Regions from separate parts of the Homo sapiens genome. Here region 1 is linked to region 2. A link is an interaction called in ENCODE POLR2A ChIA-PET data of the cell type or tissue named here. Cell type or tissue: PC-9. All regions are shown on one strand. Each heading gives the region's core, and the rest is flanking DNA. Links, peaks and the distances in the headings are about the cores only.

The links. Peaks named below come from ENCODE experiments on the same cell type or tissue, not always from the same donor. Only the 100,000 strongest peaks of a DNase experiment are listed, where the experiment ranks them.
Region 1: POLR2A ChIA-PET joins it to region 2 with 38 read pairs; 2 of 35 experiments call an interaction of 5 or more read pairs at or near these places.

Annotation. Positions count from the first base shown.
Region 1 is chr17:39,295,545-39,298,044 of GRCh38, reverse strand. It overlaps FBXL20 (F-box and leucine rich repeat protein 20), which reads left to right. Exons shown (of 15, transcript NM_032875.3): 6 at 850-918. MIR548BC (microRNA 548BC) reads right to left here and starts at 645; the gene lies at 536-645. In PC-9, for the core only: no CTCF peak of the experiment used is centred there; no DNase peak of the experiment used is centred there.
Region 2 is chr17:39,918,405-39,925,873 of GRCh38, reverse strand. It overlaps ORMDL3 (ORMDL sphingolipid biosynthesis regulator 3), which reads left to right. Exons shown (of 4, transcript NM_139280.4): 2 at 1,649-1,844; 3 at 2,611-2,762; 4 at 3,189-4,831. The coding sequence starts at 1,671. The coding sequence ends at 3,324. It overlaps GSDMB (gasdermin B), which reads left to right and starts at 7,239. Exons shown (of 11, transcript NM_001165958.2): 1 at 7,239-7,340. RefSeq lists enhancers at 971-1,756, 1,757-2,543, a cis regulatory region at 6,973-6,986 and a promoter at 6,965-7,327. In PC-9, for the core only: no CTCF peak of the experiment used is centred there; no DNase peak of the experiment used is centred there.

The DNA of each region.
Region 1 (2,500 bases), core at 1-2,500, 620 kb after region 2:
TTCATTTAAGCCAGGTGTGATAGCCCAAGCCTGTAATCTCAGCACTTTGAAAGGCTGATGTGGGTGGATCACTTGAGGTCAGGCGTTCAAGACCAGCCTGACCAACATGGTGAAACCCTGTCTCTACTAAAAATACAAAAACTTAGTTGGGCATGGTGGTGCGTGCCTGTAATTCCAGCTACTCAGGAGGCTGAGGCAGGAGAATCACTTGAACCTGGGAGGTGGAGGCTGCAGTGAGCTGAGATCACACCACTATACTCCAGCCTGGGTGACAGAGAGAGATTCCATCTCAAAAGAAAAATCATGGCCAGGCTTAATGGCTCACACCTGTAATCACAGCATTTAGGGAGGCTGAGGTAGAAGGAATATGAAGAGGTGTATAAGGCAGAGTCTAGAAGGGTCCCAGGCACAGGAGCTTCTGTCCTGTGGAGTTGGGGTGTACTACCTTCCTGGCACGTGGTTACATTCACCAACCCAGAAGCTCTCTGATCCCTATCATTTAGGGGTTTTTACAGAGTTTCCTTGATCGTAGACATAATTGAAGACCAAATATTATATTAGGTTGGTGCAAAAGTAATCACAGTTTTTGCCATGAGCAGTAATGGCAAAAACCGCGATTACTTCTCACCAACCTGTAACAAAAGATACTATCACTCAGGAAATTACAAAGATTTTAGGGATGGTATGCCAAGAACCGAAGATGAAGACCAAATACATGTTTTTCCTTTATATCACAGTATCACAGATATCAACAATCAATATTACCAATAATAATATATTTTATTACTTTTTTAATGACTGGAATTTGGCCTATTTCATTTGAAACCTCTTACTTTCTTTCCTACAAAGAACCTTTGCACAAAACTGCAGGAACATTGAAGTACTGAATCTAAATGGGTGTACAAAGACAACAGACGCGTAAGTATTTTATGTTTTTGGAGGATAAGTCATAACCCCTTATGTCTGGCTGATACAACCTTAAATTCAGGCCATTAACTCTATTGAGCAAATTTTATCTTGGTTTTGTAGAGGAAAGATATTTTTAGAAGAGAAAGCAACATCAAAGTAGAAATAGAATAAGAAACTTGTTTTGGAATTCTATCTTTGATACAATTTAAGGTGAAACTTTTAATAATTGTAGTCAGTGTACATACAGTAGGGATACTAATAATACATATTACTGGGATTATTTATATTTCTAGATACTAGTAGCTACCAGTTAAAAGCCACAGTAAACATAATTCAGTGAAAAGATTAAAATCTTAAACAGAGGACTAAACAGCTTATGATAATCAGTCCTGAGAACAGTTATTAAATGAAAATGATTCACTAAATGTGCTGTGTCTGTGTTGGTCATGATCTGAAGGAAATTAAGCTTAATTCTTCATCCTCAAGAGGCTTACAGTCACAGAAATTAGACCTAGAGGGTAGTTATTCATTAACTCTACTAATAAGTATTTCTTTTTTTTTTTTTTTTTTTTTTTTGAGACAGAGTCTCGCTCTGTTGCCCAGGCTGGACTGCAGTGGCGCAACCTTGGTTCACTGTAACCTCTGCCTCCTGGCTTGAAGCAATTCTCCTGCCTCAGCCTCCCGAGTAGCTGGGACTACAGGCACGTGCCACCACGCCCGGCTTATTTTTTGTATTTTTAGTAGAGACGGGGTTTCACCTTGTTAGCCAGGATGGTCTCGATCTCCTGACCTCGTGATCCGCCCACTTCGGCCTCCCAAAGTGCTGGGATTACAGGCATGAGCCACCGCGCCTGGCCTCTGCTAATAAGTATTCCTATAGATTGATTTGGAAACGTTTACTGTGAGAGATGAAATATACTAACCTCTTCCCCCACCATTACTTTATACCAGTAGAACTACATTTACTTTAGATAAATTATCTTTTAATTTTTGTTTCCTTTGAGTACTTAGTGTTATAAAGAATAAGAATTTGACCACTTGGTATCTAGAAAAGTGACATGTAATTAACACTTTTTTGTCAGAATCTATCTTATCCTCAAGATGCATTGGTGAAAACATAATATGTATATGCAAGGCTACTACATTACTTGTAATAGCAAAAGATAGGAAACTCCCCAATGTCTATTAGTAGAGAACAGGTTGAATAAAAGTAATGAGGAAAATCTATATATAATACTCTGGATGATCTTCAGGACATGTTGTTAAATGAAGAAAAGCAAACTGCGGAGGAGTTTGTATAATACACCTTTTATAGGGCCAGAAGACTTAATATATATATATATATATATATCTCCATATTTGCATATTTTCAAAAAGAATGGAAATGCCAATCAAAAATAAAATAAGTAAAAATAGTTACTTATATGGGGAAGTGAGAAAACACAAGGGAAAGAGATAAAAGGGAGAACTCTGAATTATGTTTTATCGTTTAATAGCCATGTAAATATTTTACATAATTCAAACAAAAATTAAGTCAAAAAGAAATGAAAGCAATCCCTACAAATTAAAAACACATGAACCAGCCCAGTGC
Region 2 (7,469 bases), core at 3,317-5,816:
TTTCTAGATACTTGAATTTCTGTTAGGCTCAATTATCCAGCCTAGTGGGCTGCGCTGATGGGTCCCAGGAGCATCTCTTCAATCAGAATGCGCCCCAGGCTGGCGCACGGGTGTTTGCTTGTTGGGATGGCGTGTTGTGGGTCACATTTTCTCTGAGGTCTCTAAGCTTGGAGCTGTCTGAGAAGAGGAAACTTGCTCCTGTTATCCTGGAAGTAAATAACTGGCCCCTGAGGACTCAGTCTCCTGTGCAGGTTTGGCTAGGATCCTAGTCAGAGATAGATAGCATCTGGGTCTGACGGGGTTGCTGCAGGGGCGTGAGGGAGGTGGCCTTCTGGGTACTTCTAGAATATCTCCATCTGGGACTCTTTTCTGCATTCCCAGGAAAGATGGGGCTGTTACCATGGTGATGACCTTACGGTCTTTAGCAAGCAGGACCCTATCTCAGATAGGGAGGTGAGCCAGTACACAGGTGCCATCTGTCTCCACTTTCTCCTGGTCACAGGGCCCTCAGGGATCTGGGGACAGCCAAACTCTGGATAAGGGGCAGATCATTCCACCCCTTCCTTCTCTACTTCCCTCTGCTCACTGTGGGTTGCGGCCACCTCCTGGTTCCTCCTGCTGCAGGACTCCTACCGTTGGTGCTGGGCAGGGGAAGGCATGGTGCTAATATACACCTGGAAACAGGTGCTGAGAGGGGAGACTGAGGTGAGGATGGGCAGGACAGAGAAGAACGGGGGCAGGAGGGAGGCCACAGGTTCGAGTCTGTGCCCTTAGGAGACATATGTTGAGGTGGATTCCAGCTCTCTATGGGAGTTACAGGTGTTGGCCACGTTCTCTATCCTCGCCTCTCTTGTGGGGAAAAGGGCCCTGGTGGTTTGGCAGTGGAGTGGGTAGCATCACAAGGGTTGGCCTGAGTGGCTGCCAAATGGAGAAAACATCCGGATGGGTTGTTTTGTGTCACCCAGGAGGGGTGCCTTCTAGGTCTGGGCAAAGGTTGTCCCTAGTCTGTTGTTTTCTCCTTTCTTCCTCCCTTCCTCCCTCCCCACTTCCCTCTTTCTACCTGATCAGTCCTCCTAAGTTGGGGTTTGGGGAGATCCAGAATTGAAAAAATCAGAGGAGGTGAGTGGATGCAGTGACCTCAAAATAGTTCATCCACTGCTGCCTGTACCCACAGGCCTCACTTCCTTTCCCTCCTGATGGGAAGAGCTTAAGAGCAGATGTCCCACATTAGGCCTTCAGTGAGACACAGTCCAGCAGGGGTTGTGCTGAGTGAGAATTCTCTCCCTGGGGCTTTGTCGGCAGAGGGTCCTCATGGGAGTGCCATAGGGGGTGAGGCTGGGGGATGGGCCTTGACTTCTCTGCCCTGGGGCTGCGTGCCTCTTGATGACCTGTCCTCCGATGCCCTGCCAGGGCCCTGTCCCAATGGGATGATGCATGGGGCAGCCTGTTGTTTATCCCAGCCCAGCAGCAGGAAATGAGTAGAGCTAAGTCCACATGGACTTTCTCCACTTTCCATGCTTCAGAATCAAAAGAGTGGAACTGCCTGGAGTTCTCAGGGAAACAAGGGCCTGCCTCCCAGCGGGATCCGAGGGTGAGAGGGGGCAGGGAAAGCAGTGTGACCTGTCTGACCTGTGCTGCTTGTTTGCAGAACAGCAGAGAGGGGCAGCAGGATGAATGTGGGCACAGCGCACAGCGAGGTGAACCCCAACACGCGGGTGATGAACAGCCGTGGCATCTGGCTCTCCTACGTGCTGGCCATCGGTCTCCTCCACATCGTGCTGCTGAGCATCCCGTTTGTGAGTGTCCCTGTCGTCTGGACCCTCACCAACCTCATTCACAACATGGTGAGAGCCTGTCTGCTGCCTGCCCCTGCCCCTGCCCCTGCCCTGTGGGCTGCCCTTTGGCAGGGCTGAGGGATAGGAGGAGCCTGTCGGGCCTGGCCCAGGTGTCAGGGTGATGTACTGACGACATCTGCCTCCAGAGCCCAGGCCTAGCCCTTACCTCTCTGCCTTGCTCCCCCTTCTGGGTTCCTGCCCTGTGTACCATGACAGGAATCAAATCTGCAGATTTTTCCACATCTCTAGGGTGGGGTGGCTGTTGGCCTGGAAGATGTGCTCCTGAGAGCTGAACAAAGGGCTCCAGAGAGTTCCCAGGACCCGAGAGTCCTGGTGCCTAGGCTGATACAGAAATGCCCCTTTCTCAAGTTAGCTTCTCGAACCGTCTTCCACTTTTGCCCTTCTCTGCTCCCTCACCACTTGCTACCTTGCACTCTTTGTCGGGTAAGCAGGGCTTAGTCCCATCGCTTGCCTCCTCCCAACAGGCACAGGGGGCTATGAGTGGCCTGGAGGGGGGCAGCATCTCGGTGCCTATCTTGTGGCCAACTTCCACCGTGCATTCTCATGCCAGGCCTAGCCCGTCCCCCAGGGAGTCCCCTTGTTCTTCTCCTGCCATACTCCCAGCTGCTCCATCCTGACCTCCAGCCCATATCCCCCTGCCCAGCAGAGGGAGGCTCCAGATCACTGGGAGTTACTTGTGTCTGTGACTGGGTGGAGGAGCTGGGCAGGGGGGCCTTTCCCTTTTGTATCCTCTAACAAAGACTTCTTCCTCCAGGGCATGTATATCTTCCTGCACACGGTGAAGGGGACACCCTTTGAGACCCCGGACCAGGGCAAGGCGAGGCTGCTAACCCACTGGGAGCAGATGGATTATGGGGTCCAGTTCACGGCCTCTCGGAAGTTCTTGACCATCACACCCATCGTGCTGTGAGTGCCTGGGCTACAGGAAGACACCAGCAGGCAGGGCAAGGCCTGGAGGACCCCAGGGCCCAGCCATGCTTATTAACCCTGCCGTGGCTCCTGGTGTAGGGATGAACAGAGGAAGTTGGAATATTCCTGGGTCTTACACTGGACTCAGGCTTTGGGCCTCCCTGGCCCCATCTTTCCTCCATTGGAGCTTCCTTCCTGCTAGTGAGATAGGCCTACAGGCTTGGGGTGAAGCTGGGAGGTGGGGGCGGTACTGGGCCAGGAGGGGCCCCTTTAGCCTGAGAGCTCTTGCTTCTTACGCTGGTCTGGGAACCTCTTCTGTAACTCCTTAGCTGTTGGGATTCTGCCTTTCCCCTCCCAGGAAGTGAGGGAGGAAGGGGTCCTCCCAACAGTCTTTTATATCTCTCCCCACCCTTCCCCTCCCAGGTACTTCCTCACCAGCTTCTACACTAAGTACGACCAGATCCATTTTGTGCTCAACACCGTGTCCCTGATGAGCGTGCTTATCCCCAAGCTGCCCCAGCTCCACGGAGTCCGGATTTTTGGAATCAATAAGTACTGAGAGTGCAGCCCCTTCCCCTGCCCAGGGTGGCAGGGGAGGGGTAGGGTAAAAGGCATGTGCTGCAACACTGAAGACAGAAAGAAGAAGCCTCTGGACACTGCCAGAGATGGGGGTTGAGCCTCTGGCCTAATTTCCCCCCTCGCTTCCCCCAGTAGCCAACTTGGAGTAGCTTGTAGTGGGGTTGGGGTAGGCCCCCTGGGCTCTGACCTTTTCTGAATTTTTTGATCTTTTCCTTTTGCTTTTTGAATAGAGACTCCATGGAGTTGGTCATGGAATGGGCTGGGCTCCTGGGCTGAACATGGACCACGCAGTTGCGACAGGAGGCCAGGGGAAAAACCCCTGCTCACTTGTTTGCCCTCAGGCAGCCAAAGCACTTTAACCCCTGCATAGGGAGCAGAGGGCGGTACGGCTTCTGGATTGTTTCACTGTGATTCCTAGGTTTTTTCGATGCCACGCAGTGTGTGCTTTTGTGTATGGAAGCAAGTGTGGGATGGGTCTTTGCCTTTCTGGGTAGGGAGCTGTCTAATCCAAGTCCCAGGCTTTTGGCAGCTTCTCTGCAACCCACCGTGGGTCCTGGTTGGGAGTGGGGAGGGTCAGGTTGGGGAAAGATGGGGTAGAGTGTAGATGGCTTGGTTCCAGAGGTGAGGGGGCCAGGGCTGCTGCCATCCTGGCCTGGTGGAGGTTGGGGAGCTGTAGGAGAGCTAGTGAGTCGAGACTTAGAAGAATGGGGCCACATAGCAGCAGAGGACTGGTGTAAGGGAGGGAGGGGTAGGGACAGAAGCTAGACCCAATCTCCTTTGGGATGTGGGCAGGGAGGGAAGCAGGCTTGGAGGGTTAATTTACCCACAGAATGTGATAGTAATAGGGGAGGGAGGCTGCTGTGGGTTTAACTCCTGGGTTGGCTGTTGGGTAGACAGGTGGGGAAAAGGCCCGTGAGTCATTGTAAGCACAGGTCCAACTTGGCCCTGACTCCTGCGGGGGTATGGGGAAGCTGTGACAGAAACGATGGGTGCTGTGGTCCTCTGCAGGCCCTCACCCCTTAACTTCCTCATACAGACTGGCACTGGGCAGGGCCTCTCATGTGGCAGCCACATGTGGCGTTGTGAGGCCACCCCATGTGGGGTCTGTGGTGAGAGTCCTGTAGGATCCCTGCTCAAGCAGCACAGAGGAAGGGGCAAGACGTGGCCTGTAGGCACTGTCTCAGCCTGCAGAGAAGAAAGTGAGGCCGGGAGCCTGAGCCTGGGCTGGAGCCTTCTCCCCTCCCCAGTTGGACTAGGGGCAGTGTTAATTTTGAAAAGGTGTGGGTCCCTGTGTCCTCTTCCAGGGGTCCAAGGGAACGGGAGAGGTCACTGGGCCTGTTTTCTCCCTCCTGACCCTGCATCTCCCACCCCGTGTATCATAGGGAACTTTCACCTTAAAATCTTTCTAAGCAAAGTGTGAATAGGATTTTTACTCCCTTTGTACAGTATTCTGAGAAACGCAAATAAAAGGGCAACATGTTTCTGTTTCCCTGTGTCTGGCCTTCGCTTCCTGGAAGGCTGAGGGGAGGGGGCAGGGGTGTGGGCAGCGGCTCCCGCTGAGGTGCTGGTGGGGCATCAGTGCAGCTCTGACGGTGGCAGGAGGGGCGCTGGGACTGCTGGGCTTTCTGCTGGCTTCAGCAGGGAAATCCCCCAAGGGGGCTGTGAGGGAACTGGCGGCGGCAGCGGTAGTCAGAGAGCAAAATTCTCTGTGCTTTTGCCTGGCTGTTCTCCGACAGGTCTTGCGCCTTGGCCCCAGAGGCTGGGGTGACCTGTGCCATGGCCAAGGAGGGGGACACTCCAGCAATGGTTTACACGTGGAGCCAGGGTCCCAAGTGGTGCTCAGTCCTTCCCAGTGAATCCCCAGCCCTTCTCCAGTTTCTCACTTCTCTCCCCAAGGCCTTTCCCCAGTCACCTCTCCCTTGGGAGCGCTGCGTTTCCTTCTGGCCTTTCAGTGGAGGGGACTTTTCATACTTCCTCCTCCCACCATAAGCCTGAGTGGCAGGGGAAGAGGTTCTGGGGACTTTCTGAGGCCAACATGGCTAGGAGAGAGAGGAGTCCTATAGCAAGGAATCCTTATCTCACGAGGGCACTGACCTTCCAGCGTGTTCTGGGGAGTATCAGCTGCTATTCCCAGGAGAGGCACAAAGTCCCAGGTAGAAGGGAGGAGCTGTCCCCAGCAGCCTGGGGTCTCTAGCCCCGGTCCACCATCACAGCACCCTTGGAGTGAGTGTCAGGGAGTGTGGGATATTTGCCCAAGTCCAGCCACCACCCCTGTCCGAGTAGAGCCCACACAGTATTGGAAAGAGAAATATAGCCACTGCTTTCACTCCTGGGAGTAGGGGTGCCCTGGTTGCTTTCACCAGCCTGCAAGAGTATAGTCAGGGTGAGGTGCTGGAGAACATCAACAACGATCTGGGTTCAAATCCCAGCTTTGCCACTTATTAGCCATGTTGCTGTGTCAACTTCTCTGAGCTTCAGTTTATTCCACTGTTGTGTAAAGATAATGCCTCTTAGGGCTGTTGTGAGCATTAGCACAGTGCCTGGCATATAGTAAATACTCAATATATGGTAGCCATATTATTATAATTGTAATTGTTACTACCACCACTGTCGTCTATTTATTTATTTATTTATTTATTTTTTTGAGACTGAGTCTTGCTCTGTTGCCCAGGCTGGAGTGCAGTGGCACCATCTTGGCTCACTGCAACCTCCGCCTCCCAGGTTCAAGCAATTCTCATGCCTCAGCCTCCTGAGTAGCTGGGATTACAGGTGTGTGCCAAAACATCTGGCTAATTTTTTTTTTTTTTTTTTTTTTGGTAGAGACGGGGTTTCGCCATGTTGGCCAGGCTGGTCTTGAACTCCTGGCCTCAAGTGATCTGCCTGCTTCGGCCTCTGAAAGTGTTGGGATTACAGGCATGAACCACCACGCCTGGCCTGTCATCCCTTCAAATGTTCTTTCAGAACTGAGGCATGCAGAGGCTGGAAGACAGGCTGGGCTCACCGGGGTGGTTATCTCTGAGAGAGGACATGGGTGAGGTCAGAGGCCTCTCCCTGGAGAAGGAGGTAGGTGGAGAAGCCAGATGGCATCCAGATAAGGAAGACCAGCATCTCCTTGAGAGTGTACACGGGAGCACGAGATGGGGAGGGAGGCTGAGTGCTCCTTACAGGCCCACCCTGTTGCCTCCAGGTGTTAGCTGCTGTTGTCCTGGGTCTTCAGTGTTGACCGTCGCATGGCATTTGGGCAGCTGGTTCTGCTGGGTTATGGTCCTCATGTCCCTGGCACAGACACAGCCATTGCCTGCTGGCACTTGATACCTACTCATATTCCATTTCTCTATTCCAAACACACTGGATTGCATGGCCCAGGGCGCCACGGTGTGCACCATTGTCTGGCCCACACTCACCTAGAATACATACCAGGATCTCCTACCCACTCCTTAGGTACAAGAAGAAGAAGGGGTTCTGGCCGGGCATGGTGGCTCACACCTGTAATCCCAGCACTTTGAGAGGCCGAGGTGGGTGGGTCACAAGGTCAGGAGATTGAGACCATCCTGGCTAACACGGTGAAACCCCGTCTCTACTAAAAAACACACACAAAAAAATTAGCTGGGCGTGGTGGCAGGCACCTGTAGTCCCAGCTACTCGGGAGGCTGAGGCAGGAGAATGGCGTGAACTTGGGAGGCGGAGCTTGCAGTGAGCCGAGATTGCGCCATTGCACTCCAGCCTCGGCGATAGAGCAAGACTCCGTCTCAAAAAAAAAAAAAAAAGGGGGGTTCTGGCCTTAATCTGCCTCCAGCTCAGTTATAAGGTGGCTTATCTAAAGGCTTGGGAGGTGGGGCACCCAGCCCTACCCACCCGTCCAGGAAGTTCCACACCTGGACAACTTTCAGTTTCATTATTTTAGCTTCCTGAGATTCAGAGGCCAGGAACTGTGCAGAGATCTGTGGGGATTCTCACAACTTCCATTTCTGGTGAACAGCTGAGGTCAGAGAGGAGGTGGGTACCACTTGAGATGGGCCTGTGGTTCCCGGGTACTGTCTTTCCAGACACCTAGAATTCCCAGGTTGGTAGTGAACTGAGAGTCAACCACCATGATGGGGCCAGAGACAGAGGAGGAAGCAGTGA